Regions from separate parts of the Homo sapiens genome. Here region 2 is linked to region 1. A link is a loop called in an ENCODE intact Hi-C map of the cell type or tissue named here. Cell type or tissue: dorsolateral prefrontal cortex. All regions are shown on one strand. Each heading gives the region's core, and the rest is flanking DNA. Links, peaks and the distances in the headings are about the cores only. Region 1 overlaps RBFOX3 (RNA binding fox-1 homolog 3). Region 2 overlaps RBFOX3 (RNA binding fox-1 homolog 3).

Region 1 (5,360 bases), core at 71-5,070:
TCTGTGGCTCCCCATGGAAACCTCTCCTCCAATCCCCTGAGTTTACCACTCAAACCAGTCACTGGGCCCCATAGCAACCAAGGCTGGCAACGGCGCCTGCCGCCCGGGAGAAAAATTAGCAAAATCGCTTTCTCTTGGGGAGGGTGTGTGTGTGTGGGACTTTCATTATATAATAGGCCAATGTTTCCAGCTCACTTTCTAAAAATGCAGAGGGTCCTCCAATGGGCATGCATGGCCTGAGGTCACTGTGGCATGTTATTGGTCCCTGTGGTCTCCAGAAGGGCTGCAGGTGACCCTCCCAAGGTCCCAGGGAGTAGCCTGGGTCTGTGCTCCTTGGGGAGGGCAGGGGCTCTGCAGAAAGCCAGGCAAGGAAGGAGGGAGGTTCTGCCCTCGACTCCCCAAGGGGCAAACACTCGCAGGTGCTGCCCTTCTCCATCCTGGGTCACCCACCTATCTGGGGCAGCTTTGCTTCCCTTCCACTGCCTGTGCTCGCCCCCCGCCCCCCAGGACTCTTCCTGATCACCAAGGCCTGTGGCTTTGTGATGCTCAACCAGAGAACAATCCGGGAGAGGGTGCGGGGCCTCACAAGCCTAGGGCTTCCAGGCTAGAGGAGGGAGGAGGCCGCTGGGGCCCAGTCCCACCTGACATGCTGGAGAGATCTTGTCCCCAGCCCCACGGGGTAGAAAACACAGCCCAGCAGAGGCCGGGTCTGGGACCTTGGCTTGGAGCTGCCAGGTGTCTCCACACATGCACTTTGGGCAGAGGGAGCCTCATGGGCCAGCCCTTGGATGTGGATATGGAGACGACCTCTGGGCTGGGAGATCCAGCTGGGTTGTTCCTGGGGGCCGTGGGGATGCCCAGAAGCTTTGCTCAGGGAGAGGGGAATGGGTGCAGACATCGAGGACAGATGGAGCCGGAGGAGTGGCTTTGTGGAGGCGTAGAGAGAAACATCCAGGCTAGGGAGGGATTCTGTCCAGGCGGCCTGCACTGCCCAGGCCGCGATCCCGTGCCTACTCCCTGCTGGGCGGATGAGAGGCCACCGGGGGCTGAAGCATGGCTACCTGCCGAGTGACTCCCTAACCTCACTGCTTGCTGTGGGTCCAGGGCAGGCCCCGACGGGAGCCCTCCAGGCCAGAAGCTGGCCACGGGGCTGCTCCTCCGAGGCTGAGGCAAAGCTTAGGCTAGTTAACATGCAGGGAGTGTTGCACTTGGAGAAATTTAGATGTATTTTTTTTTTTTTTGTGCATGTGTGCTTGCATGTAAATGTGGGTAGGTGCTGTCCTGATTGATGGCAATTAGCATTTTCTAACGGGAACAGATGTTCAGATTGCCAGGAGGCTGGTACCTAACGCCCACGCTGCCATCTGTTCGCTGGGCAGGGCCAGGGGAAGCAGCCCCGACCCGTGGCCCTCCAGTCCTCCGTGGTGTGTACTTAACAGGATTGCGTGAGATTGTTTCTGGAGGGAAGAAAAATAATAATAAAGATGTTTTCGGGATTATAAATAGTTCATGCTGTTTATTATGGGATGGAGCTTTTCTCTGACGAGCAGCTCTGGTTTCTATGTGGCCTGAACAAAGGGAGCTCTGAATGGAATGCACAATGTCAGCTCCCGTGTCGGGGTGAGGGGAGGCCGCCTCGGGAAGCCAAGGTCGTGGTGCGTTTCATCGGCTCGAGGGTCTGAGGGCCAGAGGAGGAAGACACGAGGGAGGTGGAGAGAAGTCAGAGGGTTTAACTCGGGGTTTGCAGTCCTTCACTTCCACCTCGCCTTCGGAAGGCTGAGCTCATAAACGGGAGACCCTTGGGTCCCCATGGCAGTGTGGCAGGTGGGGGCTCAGAGCTGGGGCCACCTCGTGGTTCCCCACTTGCTAACTTGCCGAGCCTCACCCTCTTCACCTGTCAAATCGGGTTAGTGACCATCCGACTTCACTGAGCTTCTGCAGGGACTGAGGACTCATTCACAACAGGGCGAGCACTGTGCCAGCACGTTGCTGGCATCTGAGCGGCTGGGGCTGGCCTGTTCTCAGCTGTCCTCGGGGCCGCGGAGGGAAGGCCCTGGCCTCAGTGTGCCTGGCACCCTGCACTTCTTTCTGTGGTCAACCAAGGTGGCTCTTACGATGCTCCCAGCAGTGGCAGAAATGTATTCTCCTTCTTTTTCTTTTTTCCTTTTTGGCTTCTTAAGGCAAAACAGTTTGTTTGTTTGCTCACTTGCTATAAAAAGAGTTGCCTCCCTTCCTCCCTTCTCCTTGCCTCCCCCCGGCGTCTGCATCACGGCACGTTCCTCCAGCAGGCAGATGTCTGCGGGGGAATCTGTCGCCTGTCCTCGGGCCGCCCCGACAGATGTACTGGGCATCCTTCCTCTGTGGGCCGAGGTGCACGTGACACCTCTGTGTCCCTGCTCCGCCTTGATGGGCATCCTCCCCAAGTTGGCGGTATTGATGGACGGCACCTTGGGCAGGCACAAAGGCCCGTCCACGTAAACATTCCCCTCTTCTCCGGGCTGTCGCTAACATTTCCCCCAACGTCTTTCTGGGAATTTTCTCTGTCCGTTGGAAGAAGCTTGAAGGAGAGGAAATCGGCCAGTCTCCTTGGTGGTGAAGGGAGAGCGAACATTTCCTGATGTGCGCCCGTTTCGCAGAGGCCTCGCCACAGAGCACGAGGAGCTGGTGCACTCCTGCGTCTTCCCATCTGGATTTCCTGGTCTGGGTCCAGCAAAGCAGCAGTCAAGTTCCCCATCATTGGTGGTTGCCAAGGGCTTACGGTTAAGCCCAGGAGGAGTTTGTTTTTGCAGAGCAGCCCTAGGAAAGCTGTCACGGCTGCTACCAATGGTGGTGGAGGTGGCAGTGGCAGTGGCGATGGTGGTGGAGGTGGCAGTGGCGATGGTGGGGAGGTGGCAGTGGCAATGGTGGTGGTGGTGGCAGTGGTGATGGCGATGGTGGTGGCAGTGGCAGTGGCGATGGGGAGGTGGCAGTGGCAATGGTGGTGGTGGCAGTGGTGATGGCGGTGGAGGTGGCAGTGGCAGTGGAGATGGTGGTGGAGGTGGCAGTGGCAGTGGTGATGGCGGTAGAGGTGGCAGTGGTGATGGCGGTGGAGGTGGCAGTGGCGGTGGAGGTGGCAGTGGTGATGGCAGTGGCAGTGGCAATGGCAGTGGAGGTGGCGGTGGCGATGGTGGTGGAGGTGGCGGTGGCAGTGGCGGTGGCGATGGCGGTGGAGGTGGCGATGGTGGTGGAGGTGGCGGTGGCAGTGGCGATGGTGGTGGAGGTGTCAGTGGTGATGGTGGTGGAGGTGGCAGTGGCGATGGTGGAGGTGGCAGTGGCGATGGCAGTGGCAGTGGCGATGGCAGTGGAGGTGGCAGTGGTGATGGCGGTGGAGGTGGCAGTGGCGATGGCGGTGGCAGTGGCAATGGCAGTGGAAGTGGCGGTGGCGATGGTGGTGGAGGTGGCGGTGGCACTGGCGGTGGCGATGGCGGTGGAGGTGGCGATGGTGGTGGAGGTGGCGGTGGCAGTGGCGATGGTGGTGGATGTGTCAGTGGTGATGGTGGTGGAGGTGGCAGTGGCGATGGTGGAGGTGGCAGTGGCGATGGCAGTGGCAGTGGCGATGGCAGTGGAGGTGGCAGTGGCGATGGCGGTGGCAGTGGCGATGGCGGTGGAGGTGGCAGTGGCGATGGTGGTGGAGGTGGCGGTGGCAGTGGCGGTGGCGATGGCAGTGGCGATGGCGGTGGAGGTGGCAGTGGCAAAGTCGGTGGAGGTGGCAGTGGCGATGGCGGTGGAGGTGGCAGTGGCGATGGTGGTGGAGGTGTCAGTGGCAATGGTGGTGGAGGTGGCAGTGGCAGTGGCGATGGTGGTGGAGGTGGCAGTGGCAACAGGGCAATCGAACGATGCTCAAAGAGGCTTCTCTTGCTTTCTCTCCTCCACCTTGGAATGGGCTTGGGCTGAGAGTGTCCCAGAAGAAGTAAATGTCAGATAACCGCTGTGTCTGGGCTGGAGACGCTCTGTGTGAGCTTTCAATATGGCAGCTAATGGGTTGGAAAGATAGACGTGTGTGTAGTCATTTCCCCAGTTTTATAATTCCGTATCTGGGACTTTATTTCATCTTTACGTCTTGCTTCTTTCTCTCCAGAAACCAATTTTACTTTATATCAGGACTTCTCAACCTCAGCACTAGTGATGTTTTGGGCTGTAGGACACTGAGCAGGATCCCTAACTTCTGTCTACTGGAGGCAGTAGCAATCCCTCCACTAAGTAGTAACAACCAATAATGTCTCCAGGCATTTGTCTCATGTCCCCTGGGGAGCAACACTTGCCCCCAGTTGAGAGCCACTGTTAATTTATTCTTGAGTGACTTCATTTCTAACATCTAACGTTGAGGGCTAACTGTGCGTAAGACACCGTCTATGCCTTCCTAAGCATTGAATCCATGTAATGCTCCATGACTTTTCTTTTTAATCATTCTTTCCACCCTACAGAAGAGAAATCTGCAGTCCAGCAGTGTTAGAGAACTTGCCCAAGGTCACACCATTAGTGCCTTGGTGGCAGAGCTGGGAGTCAGGCTCAGGCAGCCTGTGCATCTTATCGTTACATCGTTCATGCATCTCATGAGTGTTTGTTGGCCACGTACTATTTGCGGGGCACTGTCTTAGGAGCTTGGTACTCATTGATGGATAGAGATAGAAATACCTACCCTCATAGAACTTGTGTTCTAGAGAGAGAGGCAGACACTGAACACATCCATAAATTGTACAGTTTGTTAGCAGGTTAATTTTCTAGGGCTACCAGAACAAATTACCAAAATCTAGGTGGCTTAGAACAACAGAAATGTAATCTCTCACAATTCTGGAGGCCAGAAGTGAGAAATCAAGGTGCCCGTTGGCAGGACTGGTTCCTTCTGGAGGCTTTGAGGAAGAACTTCCCTTGCCCCTTGCACCTTCTGGGGGTTGCTGGCCACCCATGGCGTTCCTCAGCCTGTGTCTGCATCCCTCCAGCCTCTACCTCTGTGTCACATGGCCTTCTCCTCTGTGTCTCTGTCCAAATCCCCATCTTTTTCTTATAAACATGCCAGTCATTGGATTGGAGGCCCATCCTAAATCCAGGACAATTTCGTTTCAAGAGCTTTGACAAATGACATCTGTGCAGACCCTGTTTCCGAATAAGGTCATTTCTGAGGTTCTGGGTATATCTGAGTTCTGGGCGTCCACTGTTCAACCCACTGCAGTAAGTGATGCTCACCATGGGGAAATGGGCAGTGTGCCGAGACCCTGTGCTCAGCAGGGCTGGGGACACTTCACAAGGCATAGAAAGGATAAGATGTAGTCTATAATTGTTAAAATGGTATAGTTCCACCTACAAATGCTGTTGGAGTTCAA
Region 2 (5,360 bases), core at 70-5,069, 140 kb before region 1:
GGTACCTGATTTATTTAATGATCACTTTTAAAAAGGAGTCCCGCGGAGCCGCTAGTCCCGACGCGCGAGACACCCCACGGTGGAGGCTAAGGACAGAGACCCAAGGGATCCATCCCTGGGTTTAAGTCCCCCTTCCTGCCCCAGCTGGTGGTGAAGTCGCTTCTCGGGCGCGCAGGTTGCTAATTTCCTGCTCCAAACGCAGGTTGGACTCGGGGACGCCTTGGGCATGCACCCGGGCGCCCCGGGCACTTAGCGTGGAGCAGGTAGGAGGCTAATGGAGTGGGGTCGCCCGTAATGAGGTCTTTCAGCCGGAAGCCGGCTTCGGTTTTACTGGTCTGCAAAACATAATGGAAAAAAAAAGTATAAACATTGCGGCAGAACCTGCTCATTAAGTGTGCATCGCGGATTCGGGACGGATGTCTTAATTAGGCTGCGTTGTTCACGGGGATATTACACTAATTAAAAACCGACCCTCCAGGTGAGCAAAAATTGTGAGGGGAGAGAGGGAGAAAAGTTGTCGAGAAGGCGCTGCCTGATGAAAGCCGGGTATGGGCCTCTTGCAGGGGCGCCCCAGGTCACTGAGCGCCGGCGGGGTGGGGGCGTGGGGGCGGCATGGCGGGGGCGGAGGAGGGGAGCCTTCTTAGAACCATCCCGGCGCGCCTTCCTTCTCCGCCTCCTGCGGGCGAGGAGCTCCCTTTGGCCGAGGACCGAGGCTGGCCCCCCCGCCCCTCCCCCAGGACTGGAGGCCTTCCTGCGTGGGCGCCTCGCTCACCGCTCACCGCACACTCCTGGAAGCAACGCTTAACCCTTCATTTCCTGGCTGACAGCTTCTGGGAGGGCAAGGCTGTCCCCAGGAGGGAGACAGAGCGGGTGACGTGGGGACCACTGAAGGGGTTAAGGAGCAAGAAGCACGGTTGAAGGGACGCACCCAAGCCGAGACAGCCTGGGCCTGGCGAGGTGGCTGCGTGCGTGCGGCAGGGGTTGCCACTGGTGCTGGGCTGTTTGCGCTTGCACGGCCGGGGTTTTCTGGGGTGAGTTGTCCATTTCTAGCAGCTATCCACCCTCCTCCCCCCAAAGAAAAAAGGGAACCTGGGTGATTGCTTTGATCCACCTTCCTCAGGGGCCTGGGGCCTAGAGAGACCCGTGCCCACCCCGGGGACCTCGGGTCGCCTCTGGGTGCCAGGAGGAGCCAGGAGTCCAGGGAAGTCCCTAGGCTCCGCCCCTTACTCGGATGGGCCTTTGCGGCAAATGCTCCGCACCCAGTGACCTCGGTTGGGAGCCACAGCGGGGCTGGGAGTATTCACTGCCCTTCCGCAGGGACCAGAGGCGGATGTCGAGGGAAGGTGGCGGCATGGGCGGCCCCTGCCTCTGAGTGGCTCAGCAGGCACTCAGCGGGCGCCAGCACCAAGGACAGGGCCGGGGCCTCCACAGCCTGCCCTCCTCGCCCTCCCTCCTCTGACACGGTCCCAGGGCCGCTGGAGGCGCTGCGGGCGGCCGCCCTCAGGCTGCTGAGGACATGGGGAGGGCTCCCGAGGCTCATTCAAGAGCCAGAAAAGCCCAGGGCCTGCGAAGAGGTAATTACAGCAAGGAGGCCTCCTGGGTACCATTCCAGAGTGGGCCTTCTGTCCTGCGCCTGTCACTTACTCAACTTGGAGCGTGGCTGATGGCGCATCGGTGAAATGGAGAGATTATCGGGCTCTTTGGTGTCTAGGGATGAACTAGACACTGTAGTGGCCAGAGAAAATGCCATCTTCCCTGGCTGGTTCAGCCCTGTTGCCTCTCCCCTGCAGCCTTCTTTGACACCTCTCTCCCAGCCACATTCAGCCCTGGCCTAAGGCGCCTTCATACCGATGTGTGGCAGTTGGAGGTGCCTTGCTGCTGAGGGCAGGGGCCCTGCTTGGTTTATCTGCCCCCTCCCCCATATACGCAGATGGTGTTCTGACCCATGATGCCTGTGCAATTCGGAAGGAAGGAATGCATAAGTCACGCTCCTATCCCTCCCAGAAGCGCCAGAGTGGTGGTGGTAGGGGGTGGGGGGCAGTAAAGAGAGGAAAACATGTCAGTGGGCCAGAGCCACAGTGCTGAACGCGAAACTGCAATATTATTTTTCAGCCCTTGCAGGGTGGGGCTTCCCTCCTCTAGCCCAGCCCAGCCCAGAGCCTGCAAGTTTTGGTCGGTTGTCTCCCTGTGTTTATTTATTTCCACGCTCCTGCTTGATACTCTGTTATAAAGACAAATGGAACCTGACACGCAGCTGACATTTGGTGAGGAATTTTTTATTTTTAAACAAGTGAAGGGGAAGAAGCCATCTTGAAACTTTCTCCCCCTTCAACAGAGACCCGTTTGTTGGTTGGTAGGGAACCTACCATTCCCTAAATCCCTGCCTGCCACAGGCCCCTGCTCCTGGCACAAGGCACCGGCTTTATAAACACATCCCGTTTGTACCTCCACCCTTTGATAAGCTGCAGCATCTCTCCACGCTCTTTCATAAAGCAGCGCGGTATTTTCACAGGCTCATGAAACATTCAGGCAGCCTCAACATCTTACTTTCTGCTGCCTCTCTGAAGAAGGTTGCTCCCTGAGCCATCCCTGTCCTCTATAACGTCCTGGGTCTATCTCCCTGTCTCCCTGTCCGTCTATCTCTTCCTCTCCCCAACTCTTTTTTCCTCCTGTGCTTTCTGAGTGGCGCGGATGCTTAGTGTGTGATTGCCTCCTTGTGTGACCTGTGAGGGTTGAGGACGGCTCTTGGTTAACAGTTGCATGGCGGGCATGCAAGGAGCATTGCACACATACATATGCTGTGCATACCCGGCGGGGCCTGTTCTGGGTTGGGGACCCACAGACAGACGAGTCACCTCCCTTCAAGAAATACCACGTGACACAGACTGATTTGGTGTATAAAATAGACATTTTTAAGTGCAATGCACTTAGTAAATTAGTTTGCTATCACAGTTTCTCCAACACATAGACTGACACCAAAACACGCCTTAGAGGGAGGCTGGAATAATAAAGAGTATAAAGTCTGTTAGTTTATTTGTAGCTCGGGGCGAGCTCAGTCTATCAGTTGCATTTTGAAAAGTGTGGCCAGGGTCTAGGTGGAAGGAGTCATTCTGGATGCGTCTTGCCCGGGTACCACGGGAGTCCCCCTCTTGGCCTGGGAAAGGACCATCCACCATCTTTAATTTAGGGGCCTAGGGATGTGCTCCACTGTGTGATAGGACTCCTATAGAAATTACAAGTGCTAAGTGGACAAGTATGTTTTCTCCCAAAGCAAAGGCCACCTCTTGGGTGCAGGGAGCTTGGTGTCATCAGGCCTCTGATCCTGGCCCTTACCTGTAAGACACGTGGGGGCCTTGACTGTTCTGGTCAGGCCCAGGCGTCCTTCTGGTTTCTTCCTGGTCTCTAGACAGACCAGCAGCTTGAGGTGGTCTCCTTGCCCCTCCTCTCCCTTCTCACTGCTGCTGCCCCTGCCAACTCACTGCACTCGAAACATTGACAAGACTGTGGTATCGAAGGCTCTGCAGTCAGGGGATAGGGGGCAGAAGAACAAGGGATGGGGTGCTCTCCTCTGTGGGGAGTGTTCCCCTTGTGGGTAGAGAAAGCTGCGGCTTGGGGAAGCTTTTTAGAAGTGAAAATCAGTCTTCCCTTGGATCCGTCTCCACTCCTTCCGTGTAGGTTGGGGCCAGGGCTCGTGGGTTCCACCTGAGAGGTGGGTTGTAACTTGCTGGCGTCAACTTGAGTTGGGGGTCCTCAGCCTCCGTGGTTTCCTCTTAGGACCAAGAGCCAAGCACTTGCTACTGCAAGTTTTCTTTTAAGGTTTAATTATTTGTGCTCAGAACATATTCCCAGCAGAAAAAAGAAAGAGGAAGAATATATGTATTTTTAGCAGGAATTTACTTGCTTATTGCTTTGGTTAGCGGCTGTGCTGAGAGCTTTCTCCCAAGACTCCAGAAGAACAGAGGCCTAGGCGGAGCAACCGCTCTGTACCTGGCCGTCTCCCTACTGGACCCACCGCTGGTCATCAGCTCTGTATGCGCAGGTCTCTGCGTGGCTGGCTGCTCCATATTTGGGGAGGTGAGCCCACCCTGCCTTGAACGCTGGGCTGTGAGTGGAAGCCAGCTGGCGAGGAAGGTGGCCGGGTATGTCTATTTTAGCCCTTTTAGAAAATAATCCCATTTGCAGGCAAGGAAACTGCCTGAGCATAGAAAGCTGCCACCAGCCAGCCCCTGAACAGTTTCAAGTCCTTGTTTGGGGGCCCAGTTGAGATCATAACATGTATCTTTTGTGCCAGAGCGGAGAATCCTGTGTGCCAAGGCATCTTGTCTTGCTCCAAAATTCTCCCTCCATCAAAACAAACAAACAAAGGTAACCCGGACCTCCAGATCAGATTCTCTTCTGCAGGGCCACCAATACAGTAGTGGAGGCAGTGTGCCACGCAAACCAAGGGCGCATTCAGAGTTCTGCCCTTGAGCAGCCCGAACACCATGGACTGCAGTCCTTCTCATCCACGTCTCCTTGTCTATGACACCAGGTGAGACCCAGGGATGAAGATGGCAGGAATGGTGTCCCTGGAGTCCAGGTGCTTCTCCTGCCCTTGCTCTCATCCTGCAGTTCACATCCTTGGACACCAAGCAAATGCCGATTCCTGGGCCAGGCTCATGTCTCCGGATCGTTTGCTTTTAGGCAACGGTCATGAGAACATGGAGGAGCAGGCTATCCTCAGCAATGAGATTTTTGATGGAAAAATGGGAACCTCTTTTGGAGCCAAAGGACATAGGGTTTCCTTGTATTAGGAAGGTCCACAATTTGGAGAAAGATTTAAAGCAAGTACAAACACCCTGGTACCTTTAGAAATCATTTCTCACTAAACTTTCATAGCTCCAAACTCTTAATGCAAATTAGAGGTTTCTCTCCTGGATTACATCAAAAACAACTCCTATTTTTCTGGAACTTTTGAGGGCTGGGGGCTGGCTGAAGCTCCAGGGTCTGTTCCTAAGAGCTTCTGGGCACCTTGGAATCAAGCACCTGCTGGTGACCTCTTCTTCCCCACCCCACCCCAGCCCACCCCACTTTTTAAAAAGCAATGGCAAGAAGGGCTTTGTAGCTTTTTGTTTTCAGCAGCGAGGTGTGAGGATGACTTTTTAATGTATCACCTGGGAGAGCCGCACACACCGGTATGTCCCGACATTACCCGTCACCTTGAGATCCGAGCAAAAAAAGGAAACCCAGAATATGCTTTAAACTGGGTCCATGCACAGGCTCCTGATGGGCTCTGCAAAGCCTAATGACTTGGTGTTGACACCTGCCCTTCACCCTGGAGGTGTGGCTGAGTCTTCACTCAGTTAGTTTCCTTATTCATG

What was found. Peaks named below come from ENCODE experiments on the same cell type or tissue, not always from the same donor. Only the 100,000 strongest peaks of a DNase experiment are listed, where the experiment ranks them.
Region 2: it touches region 1 in a loop (4-fold over the local background); 4 of 110 quality-filtered maps call a loop at or near these places.

What each region holds. Positions count from the first base shown.
Region 1 is chr17:79,461,460-79,466,819 of GRCh38, reverse strand. All of the region lies in intron 2 of RBFOX3 (RNA binding fox-1 homolog 3), which reads left to right. Among named protein-coding and RNA genes, the nearest start is that of RBFOX3, 150 kb to the left of the region's middle. In dorsolateral prefrontal cortex, for the core only: no CTCF peak of the experiment used is centred there; DNase peaks (open chromatin) are centred at 1,364 and 2,325; H3K4me3 peaks cover 696 bases; H3K27ac peaks cover 2,740 bases.
Region 2 is chr17:79,604,189-79,609,548 of GRCh38, reverse strand. The region is part of intron 1 of RBFOX3 (RNA binding fox-1 homolog 3); the gene reads left to right. Among named protein-coding and RNA genes, the nearest start is that of RBFOX3, 4.2 kb to the left of the region's middle. In dorsolateral prefrontal cortex, for the core only: no CTCF peak of the experiment used is centred there; no DNase peak of the experiment used is centred there; H3K4me3 peaks cover 2,705 bases; H3K27ac peaks cover 3,985 bases; H3K27me3 peaks cover 1,749 bases.